Linked DNA regions of Homo sapiens: region 1 is linked to region 2. A link is a loop called in an ENCODE intact Hi-C map of the cell type or tissue named here. Cell type or tissue: A673. All regions are shown on one strand. Links, peaks and the distances in the headings refer to the core of each region. The heading gives the core; the rest is flanking DNA.

Region 1 (8,338 bases), core at 39-8,038, 55 kb before region 2:
CCAAGACCCTCAGTTTAAAATATTCAATATCGCAAGGTACCATATTTTGGGGTAGAGTGTCTTGAACCCCATTCTCACCATGGCTTTAACTATTTCTGCCAAAATTAATTTGGTTTCCTTAGAAATCTCAAACTGCTGATCCTTTAGAAAAGCTACAGGAGACATATTGCAGAGTTTAGGGCATATCCAAGATGAGACTAAAATATAAAATCAGACCCTGTAGTAAGTTCTATGAGAAATGTATGGCCTCTTTAAGGTGTGTGTTTGAAAGATGATGAATCTTCAAATAGAGTAACTTAATACTAACTCATACCATTTCTCCCAAAGGGCATTCAAGATCAAGAAAATTGCAGGCTCGCTTCTAACTTATTCTAAGATAATTTCCCTAACGCATGCTCTTCCAAGAGCAGAGAAACTCAATTAGGCTAAAGAAACTCAGTTAGGCTGCTAATTAAATCTGTCCCCCAAAGTTGAAGCAAAGAACATGAAGTTACAATTTTACATATACCATGTACCTCCCAGCACCTAAAACATTTTCACATTTGTCAAAGACATATTTACATAGAATCAACTACAAATAAAGAAGTATTCCTTTTTCTTATTTAGAACAGGACTCCAGAATTAAAAATAAGACTCTCCCAGGAACCATGACACACCAAAAAAAATGGGAAGGAAACTAAGACTTAAGAGTCAAATCAAATTATTCCACGATCACTTGAAAACTCAGGCAATTTCAACAGGCTGAGATTGTTTTCTATAAAGGAAACATATGTTATCCATACAAATTTTTTCATTAAACCCCAAAGTCACATCTGTAGCATTTGCTGCTTATAAAAATTCTGCATATGGAAAGAAGATTTAAAGCCACTGAACTTGCAATTCAATGTATGTGCACATAGACATGTGCATATGATTTCCTGGGTGTGTAACTTTAAGCAGCATGTAAAAGGCCTTTGCATGTCTTGTTCTGGTTCGCTTTGTTCAATGTTAAATGATAACAAGATTCAGAGCAACAGTTTCATGCCTGAGTTTATACTTTAACAGGATTTCTTATTTTCTCTAGCCACACACGATAGGAGAAAATTTAATTTGGCCTTCAAATTCTAGGCATGAGGCACTACTGGTTTCGTTTACCTCTCAAATAAACGGCACCACCAAAAAGTTAATTATCTGCCAATCATTCTGTAGGAAAGGACTGGGCTTCTTAATACCTTCCAAGATAGAAGGGAAAGACCCACAGGACTTAAAAGTCCAGTAGCTTCACCACTTAGCAGGCGGCTCTGTGATTTCACTCCTAATGATCCTAAATGAAATAAATATTAAATGGAAATAAAGATTTCTTGCCTGACTGTCCTATAGGTTTGTTGTAGGAGAAGAAATGAGAAAATGAATGTTCAACACTCAGGGAGCACAGGATGTCTGCTAGGCACTGGGGAAGCAGTGATGAATAAGACACGGCCCTGCCATGTAGATTTGTAAAGACCTTCCTAAACTGCAAAGTGCAATATAAATGAATGGCATCATCATCAACCATTTGCCCTGTGCAAGGATAGCATCCCTCCCCCAGCAACAGCTATATTATTATTATAATATAATAATATTATATATTATTGTATATACTATATAATATTATATTATATATTATATATAATATACTATAATATATTATTGTATATTATATAATTATATATTATATATAATTATATTATATATTATATATTATTATATTCTATATTATATATAATATATTATATTATATATTATGTATATATAATTATATATAATATAATAATATATATTGTTATATATAATACAATAATATATATTGTTATATATAATACAATAATATATTATATATTGTTATATATAATATAATATTATATTATATATTATTATATATTATAATATTATATTATATATTATTATATATAATAATATTATATTGTATATTATTATATTATTATATATTATATAATAATATATTATATTATACATTATATATTATATAATATATATTATATTTATATATTATATATGTGATATATATTATATATATCACATATAATATATATGTCATTATAATATATATTTATATAATATATTGTATATCATTATAATAATATATTATATAAATATATATTATATATACTATAAAAATATATAACATATTATATATACTATAATATGATTATATTATTATAATATTATATTTATATATATCTCTCTCTCAAGCCCAGAAAGACATTAAAATCAGACAGCAATCACACTCTACTCCCCACTTTGAGCTGTGTATTCATCTCTTGAAACTGCTTGTTGTTGCCACAGTAGATGTAAATTAGCCTAATAATGCCACACCAGACACTTATAACCCACCCTATAGCTTAACCATGGATAGCCAATCACAAATCAATATTATTTCTGTAAACCAGTGAAAATATCTGACAAAAAACTTTGTATCAGTTGTCCGCTGATACGCTCCCTGTCCCCTTTTTGCCTTTAGAAACTTACTTGTAACAAAGGCCAAAGGAAGCTCATGTCCAAGGTTATGTGGCTCTGAGCCTTCTGGGCAACTGTCCTCACTTTGGGTCTAGTAGACTATTTAAATTATCATTTGGGCCTCAGCTTCTTCCTTTTGGGCCAACACTACTCTATTCAAAATTGCAAACCCCCTAGCATTTCCCCTCTTTTCCTATCTTTCACTATTCCTTTATTTCCTTCTGACTTACTATATATTTCACATATTTGTTCATTGTCTCTCTCACCCACTGCAACATACGCTCCCTGATGGCAGGTGGTTTTGTCTGTTTTGTTTGTTCCTGGATGTATCCCCAGTATCTAGAATTGTGCACTCAATAGTCTGCCCCTGAGTAAATGAATCCATCTAAGTCAAAAGAACAGATTGGATCCATATGATGAAATTAGGGGGCCGGGTGCAGTGGCTCATGCCTGCAATCTCAACACTTTGGGAGGCCAAGGCAGCCTGAGGTCAGGAGTTCAAGACCAGCCTGACCAATATGGTGAAACCCTGTCTCTAGTAAAAAATACAAAAAATTAGCTGGGCGTAGTGGCAGGTACCTGTACTCAGGAGGCTGAGGTAGGGAATCACTCGAACCAAGGAGGCGGAGGTTGCAGTGAGCCGAGATCTCGCCATTGCACTCCAGCCTGGGTAACAGAGCAAGATTCTGTCAAAAAAAAAAAAAGAAAGAAAGGCAGAGAGAGAGAGAGAGAGAGAGGAAAGAGAGAAAGAGAGAAAAAAAGAAAGAGAGAAAGAGAGAGAGGGAGGGAAGGAGGAAGGAAGGAAGGAAGGAAGGAAGGAAGGAAGGAAGGAAGGAAGGAAGGAAGGAAGGAAGGAATAAATTAGGGGAAGACTCTATCCTGTTCATAAACATCATTTTTTCTCAGCCAAGCTTTTGATCAGAGCAAGATATCTGACTATTCAAATTTGCTCTTTACAAGAAAAACTGCAGTTCTTGATTCCTATGTAATTGCTTATGGGTGTATTCAGGTGACAGGATAAGCAAACAGTAAAAGAAACCTAATAATTATTACCACCTTGACAGAGAGCCAATTTGCTTCTGTATGGAAGTTCTTAGTCCCTGGGAACATTGAGGAACAAAGCATAATTTCCACAACCTAAATTTGTACTTTCTATGTACTAATAGTCTAGGAACAGACACACGGTAACAGTAAAATTTTCTCTTTTTTTTTTTTTTTTTGATAGGATCTTACTCTGTTGTGCAGGCTGGAGTGCAGCGGCATAATCACTGCTCACTACAGCCTGGATCTCCCAGGCTCAAGCTCTTCTCTGGCTTCATCCTTCCAAGTAGCTAGGACTACAGGCACATGCCACCACCTCTGGCTAATTTTTTTGTTTGTTTGTTTGTTTTGTAGAGAGTGTCTCACTATGTTGCCCAGGCTTGTCTCAAATTCCTGTGCTCAAGTGGTCCTCCCAAAGTTCTGGGATTACATGTTTGAGGCACTGCACCCAGCAAAATGTTCTGATTCCATCTTGAATTAGTGTAACAATAACAGTTAACATTTATAGAGCATTTATTATGCACTAAACATTCTTCTAAGCATTTTACCCATATTAACTCATTTTATCTTCATAATGACCCTACACTGTCATACAATTATTATGGTCAGTTTACAGGTGAAGTTGACTGAGGCACGGAGTAGGAGCTCTACATAGCAGAGCAATTAAGAGGACATTCTGGAGCCAGACACCAATGCCCCCCAGCTGGGAAGTGAGGGGTCATGACTTGAACCTCAGGGGGTCTGGATGCAGAGTCTGCACCTTTGCATTTTCCTGGAAAAGTCGCACATCTTCATTCTCTGTGAGGAAACCAGTATTGCAGCAGCGACCAGCAAACCTCGGGAATCAATTCCACCTGGATTAGTATTCCAGCCCCACCACTCATTGATTAGATGACCTTCAGCAAATTAATTAACCTCCCTGAGATTGTTTCTTCATATAAAATACAGACTATAGTAACATATACCTCATAGAGTTATTAAAAGCACGTCAGTGAGAGAATCTATGTAAAGCACTTAGCATAATTTCTGGCAGCCAATGATACATAGCAATTTAGTCCATTCTGTAGGGTCAGACTGCCCAGACTGGAATCCCAGCTATGCTATTCAGCTCTGCCATCTTGGGCAAGCTAACTATCTCCTCTGTACCTCTCTCCTAATCTATAAAAAAGCAGGGGAGGGAATATTCCTATCAACTCACAGAGTTATGACCATTTAGATCGTTATTCTTTACAACATGCTTAGAACAGCACCTAACACATTATGAATTCTCAATGATTTTATTATGTTAACTACCCATGCCATTCCTCCCTTTCCCCAACATATTCCAAGCCAGCTTTTTATACTGCACACAGCCAGATTGTTACACACTTAATAGGACATTAACATTAACATTTTCATAGATATCCCAAGAAATAACAATTGTAAAACTTCAAAGAGAGGTGCCATGTGACCATAGCCAAAATTTACAAATGCAGGTCCAAAAACTGGTTCCCAAACTCTTGGCCCTGCCCTTCTCTTCTCCACCCTTAGAAGTCTTTGCCTCTGGAATATAGAAGGATTGAGGTGGAGAAATAGAAAATCTGTAATGAGACTTATTTGGAACCCTGTTCACCCTGTGAGGTACTTCCATCTTCACCTCAAGCTCAATGTGGGGCTTCCAAGGGACCACTCAGAGGGTAGGAAATGTCTTGTGAGCCACCGGAGATGTGTGTCCAACTTGTGTCTCGGGAAATAACGCAGCCGGTAGCAGCAGGACAGAGGCTGTTGCACCCGAATAGGAGGGGCCTACATGCCCGGAGTTTGCCAAGGTGAAGATGTGTACAGGTCTCCTGGGGATCCCTGGGGACCAAGGGCCAGAGAAGGTGGACTTGGAGCCATTTTAATTCCCAACCAAGGGGACCACCTAGGAGGACAAGGTGCTTCCAACAGGGTAAGTCTGTAAGGAATGCTGTGCTGTGAGGACCAGCAGCAGAGGGGCATCAGCAAGCCAGAGGGGAGGCATCATCCTCATCTACAGGCTACCACGTGAAATGCATGGGCACTCGCTGGGCTCACAAAAGTGTCACAAGGAAGAAAGACAGCTTTAAACATCTGTCAAGCCTGGAGAGGGTGACGCCATCCAGGCACAGAAAGCACTCACCATCTCCTGGGGTCAAAATGGCATCTAGAGAGTGGAAGAGAAGAATGGAGAGCCACAGAAGAACTCGCCTAGGCCTCCCCTTCAGAGACTCCTGGCTCCCTCGCACATGCTCCAGACCATCTAAGGTTGGGGAAGGAACTCTTAAGAACCCCTGCTGGAAGGTGGAGGGGGAGTGGTCTTATCTTTGAATGAAGATTTAAGTGTTAATTAATATATTAAACTCGACATTTTTATTTGTTTTTTGTTTGTTCATTTGTTTGTTTTCTGAAACAGGGTTTCACTCTATCGCCCAAGTTGGAGTGCAGTGGCATGATTTCTGCTCACTGCAGCCTCGAACTCCTCAGCTCAGGTGATCCTCCCACCTCAGCTGAGACCACAGGCACATGCAACCATGCCCAGATAATTTTTTTATTTTTTGCAAAGACAGGGGTCTCACTACGTTGTCCAAGCTGGTCTTGAACTCTGGGTCTAAAGCAATCCTCCCACCTCTGCCTCCCAAAGTGCTGGGATTATAGGCATGAGCCACCACACCCAGAATAAACTGGACATTTTTAAATACTAAATTGGGACTGAGTGTATGCAAATTAATGTCGCAGAACCAAACTGAGTTCATTTGCCTACAGTAATGGAAAGTCAAACATCAAAGCACCAGGCTTTTGCAAAGAGAAAGATTTATTGTGTGTTGACTAGCAAGGAGACAAGAGGAAATGCTCAAATCTGTCTCCCTGAGCTGAGGGCTGGGGCAAGTTTTATAGACAGAGGGCAATGAGGTGTGATCTGATTGGATCTTACGGTGAGGTGATGGCAGTAGGCATAAGGGACTGGATCCTGCCATGGGGTGGCACCAGGGCTCCTGCCAGACGATGTCCACTTCTTAATACAGTCCCCACTCCTCGGTCTGAGCGCTCAGGTTCTACTAGTGGTTACACGCTGGTTTCTCTGGGCATGCTCAGATTATATGACCTTCAACTGGGAGCAGGGGGCATGGCAACTGAAAAACAACTCACAACTGTACATAAAAGTTGAAACAGATTGGTCTGATGCAGCTGCACTGAAGCAGAACGGTCAACTTACTACGAGCAAGCAGAAAAGTCATGGGCCTGCCTGGGTCTTCATCCCAAAGCAAGGGGTTCTTATCCCACTGAATAAATTATACAGGGTGATAGAAGACAACAATAAATTTTTATTGTGCTGACATCTAACCTATTTTACTTATTCAACATCCAAGCTATTTATAGGCACCATTTGCCTCCTGTGCCCCAGCACTGCCCCCCTTCAGACTGAACCCCCTTCAGACTGAGGAATGCCCCTGTAACCCTCATCCTATCTCCATGCTCCCAACCTCCCATTTTTACCCATCCCCAGGAGATCCTAGACTCACCTCATGCCATCTCCACCACAAAGCTCTAGCCCCTTTAGCCTTCCACTGTTCCAGCACAGGTCATCTGTGCAAGCATCATTGTCTTTGCATGCATCCATTCTTCTGATTACAATGTCCTTTCCTCTGTTCTACACCTATTTAAGAAAGGCATCTCCCTAAGGGACACTTTTCCAAGCTTCTCCAGATACATTTAGCACCTGCCTCATCTGCCTCCCAATGGCATGTCGTATGTGACTCCATTCCAGTACTTTTTATACTGCACTGGGTAGTGTGACTGCCTCACTGGGCTTAGGCTCCCTAAGGGCAAGGCCTTATTCTTCTAGGTAGACTCACTAACTAGCACCAGTAGGTTTACAGAATGGGAGAAAATACTTGCAAACTATGCACCTGACAAAGGACTAATATCCTGAATCTATAAGAAACATAAACAAATCAACAAGAAAAAAAATTAACCCCATTAGAAAGTGGGTAAAGGACATGAACAGACTCTTCACAAAAGATGACATACAAGCAGCCAACAAATATATGATAAAGGCTCTCGACCTCACTAGTCATTGGAGAAATGCAACTCAAAACCGCAATGAAATATAATCTCACACCATTCAAATGACTATTATTAAAAAAATAAAAAAAAAGATGTTCATAAATCTGTGGAGAAAAGGGAATGTTTATATGCTGTTGGTGGGAACATAAAATAATTCAGCCATTATGAAAAGCAGTTTGGAGATTTTTCAAAGAGCTAAAAATAGAACTACCATTTGACCCAGCAATCACATTACTGGATATATACCAGTAAAATAAACCATTCTGCCAAAAAGACACATGCACTCATACATTCACTGCAGCACTATTCACAATAGTAAACACACGGAATCAAGCTAGGTGCCCATTCATGGTAGACCAGACAAAGAAACTGTGGCATATATACACCAATAGAATACTATACAGCCAAAAAAAAAAAAAAAGAATAAAATCATGTCCTTTGCAGGAACATGAATGCAGCTGGAGGCAATTATCCTAAGTGATTAATGCAGAAACAGAAAACTAAATACTGTGTGTTCTCACTTATAAGTGGGTGCTAAATTTTGGGTACACATGGACATAAGGATGGTATATTAGTCCATTTTCATGCTGCTGATAAAGACGTACCCAAAACTGGGAGGAAAAAGAGGTTTAATTGGACTTACAGTTCCACGTGGCTGGGGAGGCCTCAGAACCATGGCAGGAGGAGAGAGGCACTTCTTACAAGGCAGTGGCAAGAGAAAAATGAGGAAGAAGCA
Region 2 (8,338 bases), core at 139-8,138:
CTGCCTCAGCCTCCCGAGTAGCTGGGATTACAGGCACCCACCACCAAGTCTAGCTAATTTTTTGTGTTTTTAGTAGAGACGGGGTTTCACCATGTTGGCCAGGGTGGTCTCGAACTCATGACCTCAGGTGATCCGCCCATCCCAGCCTCCCAAAGTGCTGGGATTACAAGCATGAGCCACCATGCCCGGCCAGCCTTCTGTAATTTTTTAAATCCAGGGCATGTACTAGTTTGATAATTTTTTTAAGAGTGCATTTAGAAAAATACAAATGTGGCTAAGATATTAGCTGCTTTCGTACCTTCACAAGCTGACACTTCTGGTCTCACATCAGCCAGTCCTCAGATATCAGCTTCTTCACTGGTTTTCGTGAAAAAAACAATCACTCCAAATTTGGTGATTTATTACACCATGCACATGTTTCACATTACACGCAATGAATTGTTACATTTAGGTTTTCCTAAAAGTAATGTTTAAATCACTTATCAAACTATTACATGCACTTGAGTTTTGAAATTCAAAAACTATAAACAGCTTACAGTGAAAAGCAATTGCCTCACCCTACCTGCTTTCTATTCCTACTCCATTCTCCAGGGTCAGTCTCTTTTAATGCTTTTCAACTAATGCTTCTTCTGGTGGTGTTTACTTTTAAAATCCTCCATTTGAAAGTTCTTGTGGCTAGGCATAGTGGCTCATGCCTGGAATCCCAAAACTTTGGGAGGCAAAGACAGGCAAATCGCTTGAGCCCAGGAGTTCCAGACTAGCCTAGACAACATGGCAAAAACCCATTGCTACAAAAAAATACAAAAAAATTAGCCAGGCATGGTGATCCGTGGCTGTAGTCCCAGCTACTACAGAGGCTAAAGTGGGAGGATCCCTTGAGCACAGGAGGTTGAGGCTGCAGTGAGCTGGGATTGTGCCACTGCACTCCAGCCTGGGCAAAAGAGTGAGACTGTCTCAAAAAAAAAAAAAAAAAAAAAAAAAAAAAATTCTCTCCTCCCAAGTCTCCTAAGTCTCTTCTCTGTGTCCTTCAATTTTCCTTCCAGCCCCAGTCCATAGCCTCCTGTTTGCCTCCATAACAGTAACTCATGCAGAGGTTCCTCTGGTTCTCTGAGTCCCAGGACAGCTCCCACCTCAGCCTGGAGGCCTCCACTTCAGCTCCTGAACAAGCTGGTCAAAGCTACTCCTCTTCAAAGGCTTGGATTTCCCCACAAGAAATTTTACACCTGCTGCTCATATAAAAGAAAGTGTCTCCTTATTTTATACAAATAAGTAAAATATAGAGTAATACAATCAATAATGAAAGTACAGTATTTTTAGTATCAAGAAATATATACCAAGAAAGAATGTCTAACGCTAAGGAAATCAGGAAACACATTCAAGAGGGAAGAAATAATTTAGGAAATAGAGAAGCCTTTTCAGATAGATAGAAAGACCTAGAAATAGTAAAAATCACATAGTGTATTAGGACAACCTTATTTTTGGAGAATAAAATTAAAGAGGAGAAGATGTGAGAAATGAGCCTTAAAAAGTTAATGTAAACCAGATGGTTCTTATACACAAATCTAAGGACCTGGACTTGAGCCCACAGTCCAAGAGTTAAACACTTAAATACCTGTAAATACCAAATAGATCATGGAAATTAGCAAAATGAGATCATATGAATGAGAAGAAGAATAGAAAGTATAGAATCCTGTGAAAAACAGGGGAAATCATGTCCTTCCAAAGAGAACAATGTAATTATTCTTATGCAAAAATGTAAGGCTGGCATTACCAGAGCTTCTGGGTTTTTTGTTTGTTTGTTTGTTTTTAATAAGAGCAGGCTATCTAGATTTCCTGTCAAATTTCCCAGTTGGCAACTATTACATGTTTTTCCAGGCTCACAGTTTATGGAGGAAAAAGTGTGTCTGTGTGTATTACACACACACACACACACACACACACACACACACAATTTTTTAAGTAAACTACGCACACATATATACATTTTTTAAGTAAACTAGCTTCAGCTTGTTTTAACCAACAGACCTCAAGTTTTCACCTCTCCCAAAACCAACAGGGAAAAAACATTACAACATTTTAAGACAGGGAAAGCTATGGTCAGTGTTAAAGATCACTCTGGCAGCAGGCTGTAGGATGGATTGAGTGTGGGGGGAGAAATTGAGTGTAGAGAGATGAGTTGGAAGGCTCTTGCAATCTACTGTTGGTAGTAGATGTGCTGACAGTCCAAACTGGGACTGTCCATTTTATTTTATAATCAATTATTATTTGTCAGTCCAAAGAGGTAAAATGGCATTGAGCATTTCTTACCAGACTTCAACCACAAAGGATCACTATGAACTTCCTTATTTCTGTAAATTCTGGGTGTTACATAGACTTTCAGAGATAGCCTGAATTTATCTCTTCATTACACTCCGTAACTTCCATTTTCTTTTCATAAATGCATGTCAGTAGTAATAAAAAGAAAGATTATACAGCTAGCTTTAGAAAGTCAGCTGGTTGAACCTCTACCCACTGCTTCTCTATTATATCAGTTTTAGAAGTAAACAGAGACATTTTCTGCAAATGGTTCCCATGTGCTCACATCTCTGAATGTAAAATAAACAGTGCAGGTCATGAAAACAGAGTGTTTTAAACAGAGAATTCCAACTGGGAAATTTGTCTAAACATGAACTTTATTTTTACAGTCATTTAAAGATGTCTTTAATCTACCTATTAAATTAACTTTTAAAAAGTATAAAATGGGGAAAGAAAAATAGAGGAGAGAGAGAGCTTATTCATCTATCCATCTGTTTTTCCATAACACTAAATACTTCCATTTCTAGGTGCTAAAGTATATAAATATGATATATATACAATTTTCAACACATAATTATTGCATCTAAGCAACAGATACAGAGAAAATTTTAGTTACTATCAGCATATTTGTAAGATTTTTCTGAACCAAATCTTTGCAAGACAGATCAAATGCCATCTTAGTTTTATGTTCCAACCAATTCAAGCAGTGAGAAAAAATGTCCCTAGTTCCATAGACAGGATCTGTCAGGTGCTAGCCAGGCTTAGCCCAGTCCTATTCCATGAGTTCACAGGATATCCCTGGGCATCGAGCCAATCCCACTTGTCCCCAGAATGCAAAGGAAATGAGATACTACATTAATATGTCATTTTGTGCCAGTCGGGCTTTGAAGATAGTCCAGGCTTCAGTGATATTATCAGCCATTTGCAGCCCTGACCAGCACAGGAAGAAGTCAAAACTCACATGCAGGAAGGGGAGCCAGGGCCTGCTTTCCCACCAAGCCCTGGGCTCTGGGCTTTGTTCTCACTATTTCCAAGCCTTCTTTTTTTTTTTCTATAAAGATATGTATGGATATGACCTTTCACCAGAGACCCTATGCTCATTGCTGTAAAATTCCCTTTCTCCATGGGGATAAAAATCAGCACTCATACCCACCGTGTGTTTTGGGTAAGTTTGTTCCTATTTCTCTCTATGGAGCTTCAAAGAGGGTATAGCTCCTTCTGAGATTAGAGTAAAGGGAAAGCTAAATTCCTGGGAATTCTTCTGGAACTGTGACAAAGAGAGATATGTTCCAGATATCCTGAGTTGAAAAGTGAAATACATTTTCTCATAGAAACGATCATTAGCTTCCCAGGCAAGTTCATAAAATCCTATTTAATCCATGGCATTCTTAGAATATTTCAGAAATTCCTATGCAATTCATCTACTCTGTTCTCATTTTTTCCCAGCTTGTTTTTCCTAGCTGACTAGTACGGATATGATCCTCCTTTGCCATATTCTCCAACCTTCTCCCTTCAAATTTACAAAGTCCTGTATGTGTTTTGTGTAATCTACTAGATACTAAAAACCTACATATGTTCAATTGATGAGTCTTGCAGTTGCAGTTGCCTACCCCACCTCAGGTCATTGACAGAGTATGGATATGTTTCACAGCTCTTTCTTTTCCTTCTGTGCTAATGACCTTTAGCTTTCATGGAAAGCATGGAAAAGTTTAGGGCCTCTTATTAAAATGGTGAATCTGCCAGAGACAGGCTCATTTCTAAATGAAATTTTTATGTGATATATATTGCTTAATGGGAAAAGAATAGATGGTTTATTAGTTGGGGGCGAGAAAACTGCTCACTACGCGGGGAAAAACAAATCACTCTTCTGAATCTTAAGATTACCCTTTCCTTGCATTTGAAGAGAAGAGGGGAAAAACAGGAAGAGAAGTACACTGAACTCTTGAAATGTACAGACTGGACAATTTTGATAGAGCTTGTCAGTGTTGGTGTGTGGGCAGGTGGCCCACTGCACAATCCACACATGGCACATGGTCCACCTTTGATGGGTGAATTCTCTATAAGCTTCAGCTTGGCTCCCATTTGCTGCCTCAGGACAGCCACCAGTGAAACTCACCAGGTTCCTGATACCCACCTCATTTCTCTCCACCCTCCAGCAGAGGGCTTATCACCCCATAACTCTAATCTCCTGTAAACTCTAATCCCATAACCCAGATGTCCTCCTCTCCTCTCCCCAAGGCCACAGATGAGGCAATCTCATTCTTCCTCAAGTTTCTTGCTAATTATATAGCTATAGTATAATGTGCCTAGATTCTTTCAGTTCCTTTCTTTTGGCTCTCAAAATCCTGTTTGGAAGAAAAAATAAGAAAAAAAAAAAAAAAGGTAGAGTGCGCAGTGGCTAATGCCTGTAATCCCAGCACTTAGGCCGAGGCAGGAGAATTGTGTGAGCCCAGGAGTTTGAGCCTCGCACCACTGCACCTCACTGGACAAGACCCACTGGCCTGGGACCCTAGCGCAGCCAGCCCCGCCTAACTCTTAGGTGGGGGGCAACTCTCCACTTCCCTGGGCCACGGCTCCTAGAGGATGCAGGCAGGCCACCATTTTTGCTGCTCTGCCATCCTCTCTCCTGTTGCCCCCCAGGTTCCTGAGGGAAGCTGTGATTAGGAACTAAGACAGGCCTCCAGCACAGCAGCGCTTCGTGGAAAAGCTGCCAGACTGTTTTCCATGGGGTGACAGCCCTTGCTCCTCCTCACTGGGCAGGGCCTCCCAACCTGGGCCCCCGCACGACCAGCCTGAACTAGGGAAGGAACAAAGGGCCTGCTCGCTACTCTGGAACCTCGAGCGAGCGCATGGCAGCCACCATGCAGAGAGAAGCCCAGTCTCTCTTCCCTGAGAGCCCCCACCCCCACTCTTCACCAGGCAGGGCCCCCAGCTCTGGACCACAGAGCAGCCGCCCCACCCCCGGCTGAGCACACCCATTTTGCTGGGGGCTCTGAGTTTCCCTGGAGAGGGGGGGCGGTCCCAAAGGCAACCGACAGCCCCTCTGTCGCAGCCACTGCATCGGTTCTGCCCTTGCTGCCCTTGGACTGGAGAAGGAACAGAGCCTGGAAATTTTACTGGCGCCTCCAGCACGCCACAGTCACCGCAGAGAGAGGGGCCCAGTCTCCTTTCCTGTGAGCCCTCGGCCCCCACTCTTCACCAAGCAGGGCCGGCTCAGGCCAGCAGCGCAGCCGTCTCACCCCCTGGCTGAACATTCCCATTAGCAGCAGCTCTGCGCATCTCCAAGATAGAGAGCTCCCAGAGACAACCAGAAGCCCGTCTCTCACTGCCACCGCAGCGGTCCTGCCCTTGCTGCCTTCAGATTGGGAAAGGAACAAAAACCCTGAGTGCTTTACCCACACTTCCAGCACACCACAGCCGTCCTAAGGAGAAGAGGCCAGTCTGTCTCTCCTGTGAGCCATCGGCCCCCCTGTTCACCACCAGGCCGGGCCCCTTGGCTTAGGCCCACAACCCAGCCACCTCACCCTCGGCCAATCCCGCTGATTGGGAGCGGCTCGGCATTTCTCTGGGATGGATCCCCAAGAGACAAGTGAAAGGACCTCTTCCACAGCCACCGCCAAGATCCCTTCCCCTGCTTCCTCCAAGCTGTGGAGGGAACATAAAGCCTGAGCTCGGCTCAGGACTTCAGTGTGCAGCCCGGGAGTGGCAAGCCGAGATCTGCAGCCAGAATCGAGGAGTAGAGGAGCCCAAACATTGGGAGTGCTGAGAGGGAGTACAACTACAAACACAAGGAAATACAGAGGACCCACATGGCTGAGCAAGAGCCTACCTAATTGGCCATTACACTTAAGCGCCATCTGCTGGATCACAGCCCAAATTTCAACACCAAAAACGTTTTGCTAATACATCCTCCTGTGAAACCAAAGATAAGAATTCACCTGTTAATACAAATAAAGACCCTGCACAAAGCCTCGGCCCTCTGAAAACATCCAGAAAACTGACTGTACTCAAATTACAGCACAGATAAAGGAACTTCAGCCCAGATGAGAAAGAACCAGTGCGAGAACTCTGGCAACTCAAAAAGACAAGAGTGTCTTCTTTCCTCCAAATGATGGCACTGGTTCCCCAGCAAGGGTTCTTTAACAGATTGAAATGGATGAAATGACAGAGCCAGAATTCAGAATATAAATAGGATTGAATATCATCAAGACTGGGGAGAAAGTCAAAACCCAATTCAAGGAATCTAAGGATTGCAGTAAAACAATCCAGGAGCTGAAAAATGAAATGGCTTTTATAAGAAAAAACCAAACTGATCTAATAGAGCCAAAAAACGCATTACAGAAATTATATAATACAATCACAAGTATTAACAGCAGAACAGACCAACCTGAGGAAAGAATCTTAGAGCTTGAAGACTGATTCTCAAAAATAACTGTCAGAAAAAAGGTATAAAGAAGAATAAACAAAAACTACAAGAAATATGGGATTATGTAAAGAGAGAAAACCTATGACTCACTGGCATCCCTGAAAGAGAGGAAGAGAAAACAAACAACTTGGAAAACGTATTTGAGGATATCATCCAGGAAAATTTCCCCAGCCTCGACAGAGAGACCAACATTCAAATTCAGGAAATGCAGAGAAATGACCATCTCCAAGACACATAATCATCAGATTATCCAAGGTAAACATGAAAGAAAAAATATTAAAGGCACCTAGAGAGAAGAGGCAGGTCACCTGCGACGGGAAATACATCAGGTTAACCGTGGATTTTTCTGCAGAATCTCTACAAGCCAGAAGAGATTGGGGGCCTATACTCAGCATTCCTTAAAAAAAGAAATTACAACTAAGAATTTCATAAACCGACAAATTAAGCTTCATGAGCGAAGGAGAAATAAGATCATTTTCAGAGAAGCAAATGTCAAGGGGATTCATTACCATTGCCTTACAAGAGGTACCTAAGAAGGTGCTAAATCTGAAAACAAAAGACCTTCACCAGCCACTACAAAAACACACTTAAGTACAGAGACCACTGACACTATAATGCAACCAAAGCAACCATACAATCAAGTCTGCATAGTAACCAGCTAACAATAAGATAGCAGCATCAAATCTACACGTCAATATTGACCTTAAACGTAAGTTGGCTAAATGTCCCAGTTAAAAGACACAGAGTGGCAAGTTGGATAAAGAAGCAAAACCCAACTCTACGCTGTCTTTAAGAGATCCATCTCACATGCAATGACACCATAAGCTTAAAGTAAAAGGATGGAGAGAAACCTACCAAGCAAACAGTAAACAGAAAAAAGCAGAGGTTGCTATTCTAATTTCAGATGAAATAGACTTTAAACCAATAATGATCAAAAAAAGATGAAAAGAGCATTACATAATGGTAAAGAGTTCAATTCAATAATAAGACCTAAGTATCCTAAACATATATGCACCCAGCCCAGGAGTACCCAGAATCATAAAACAAGTTCTTAGAGACCTATGAAGAGATTTAGATAACCACATAATAATACTGAGAGACTTCAACACCCCACTGACAGTATTAAACAGGTTATTGAGGCAGAAGGCTAAAAAGAAATACAGGACCTCAACTTGACATTTGACCAAATGGGCCTAATAGATATCTACAGAACTCACCACCCAAAACCAACAAAATATACATTCTTCTCATCTGCATGTGGCTTATACTCTAAAATTGACCACAGAATTGTCCATAAAGTGATCATCAGCAAAATTAAAAAATCATACCAAACACACTCTCAGACCACAGGGCAATAAAAATAGAAATCAACACTAAGAAAATTGGTCGGCCGGGCACGGTGGCTCAAGCCTGTAATCCCAGCACTTTGGGAGGCCAAGGCGGGTGGATCACAAGATCAGGAGATCGAGACCATCCTTGCTAACATGGTGAAACCCCGTCTCTACTAAAAAATACAAAAAAAAATTAGCCGGGCGTGGTGGCAGGCTCCTGTAGTCCCAACTACTCGGGAGGCTGAGATGGGAGAATGGCGTGAACCCGGGAGGCAGAGCTTGCAGT

What was found. A loop is a pair of places that touch in the nucleus more often than their neighbours do. Peaks named below come from ENCODE experiments on the same cell type or tissue, not always from the same donor. Only the 100,000 strongest peaks of a DNase experiment are listed, where the experiment ranks them.
Region 1: a loop joins it to region 2, with 2.5 times the contacts of the local background. A loop is called at or near these places in 4 of 110 quality-filtered maps.

Annotation. Positions count from the first base shown.
Region 1 is chr12:19,625,914-19,634,251 of GRCh38, reverse strand. All of the region lies in intron 3 of LOC101928387 (a long non-coding RNA gene), which reads right to left. Among named protein-coding and RNA genes, the nearest start is that of AEBP2, 190 kb to the right of the region's middle. RefSeq lists an enhancer at 5,548-6,048. In A673, for the core only: no CTCF peak of the experiment used is centred there; DNase peaks (open chromatin) are centred at 1,031, 1,401, 2,881 and 3,511; H3K27ac peaks cover 6,092 bases.
Region 2 is chr12:19,570,845-19,579,182 of GRCh38, reverse strand. The region is part of intron 3 of LOC101928387 (a long non-coding RNA gene); the gene reads right to left. Among named protein-coding and RNA genes, the nearest start is that of AEBP2, 140 kb to the right of the region's middle. RefSeq lists an enhancer at 5,949-6,038. In A673, for the core only: CTCF peaks have their summits at 4,458 and 6,177 (motif pointing left); DNase peaks (open chromatin) are centred at 3,112 and 6,122; H3K27ac peaks cover 4,542 bases.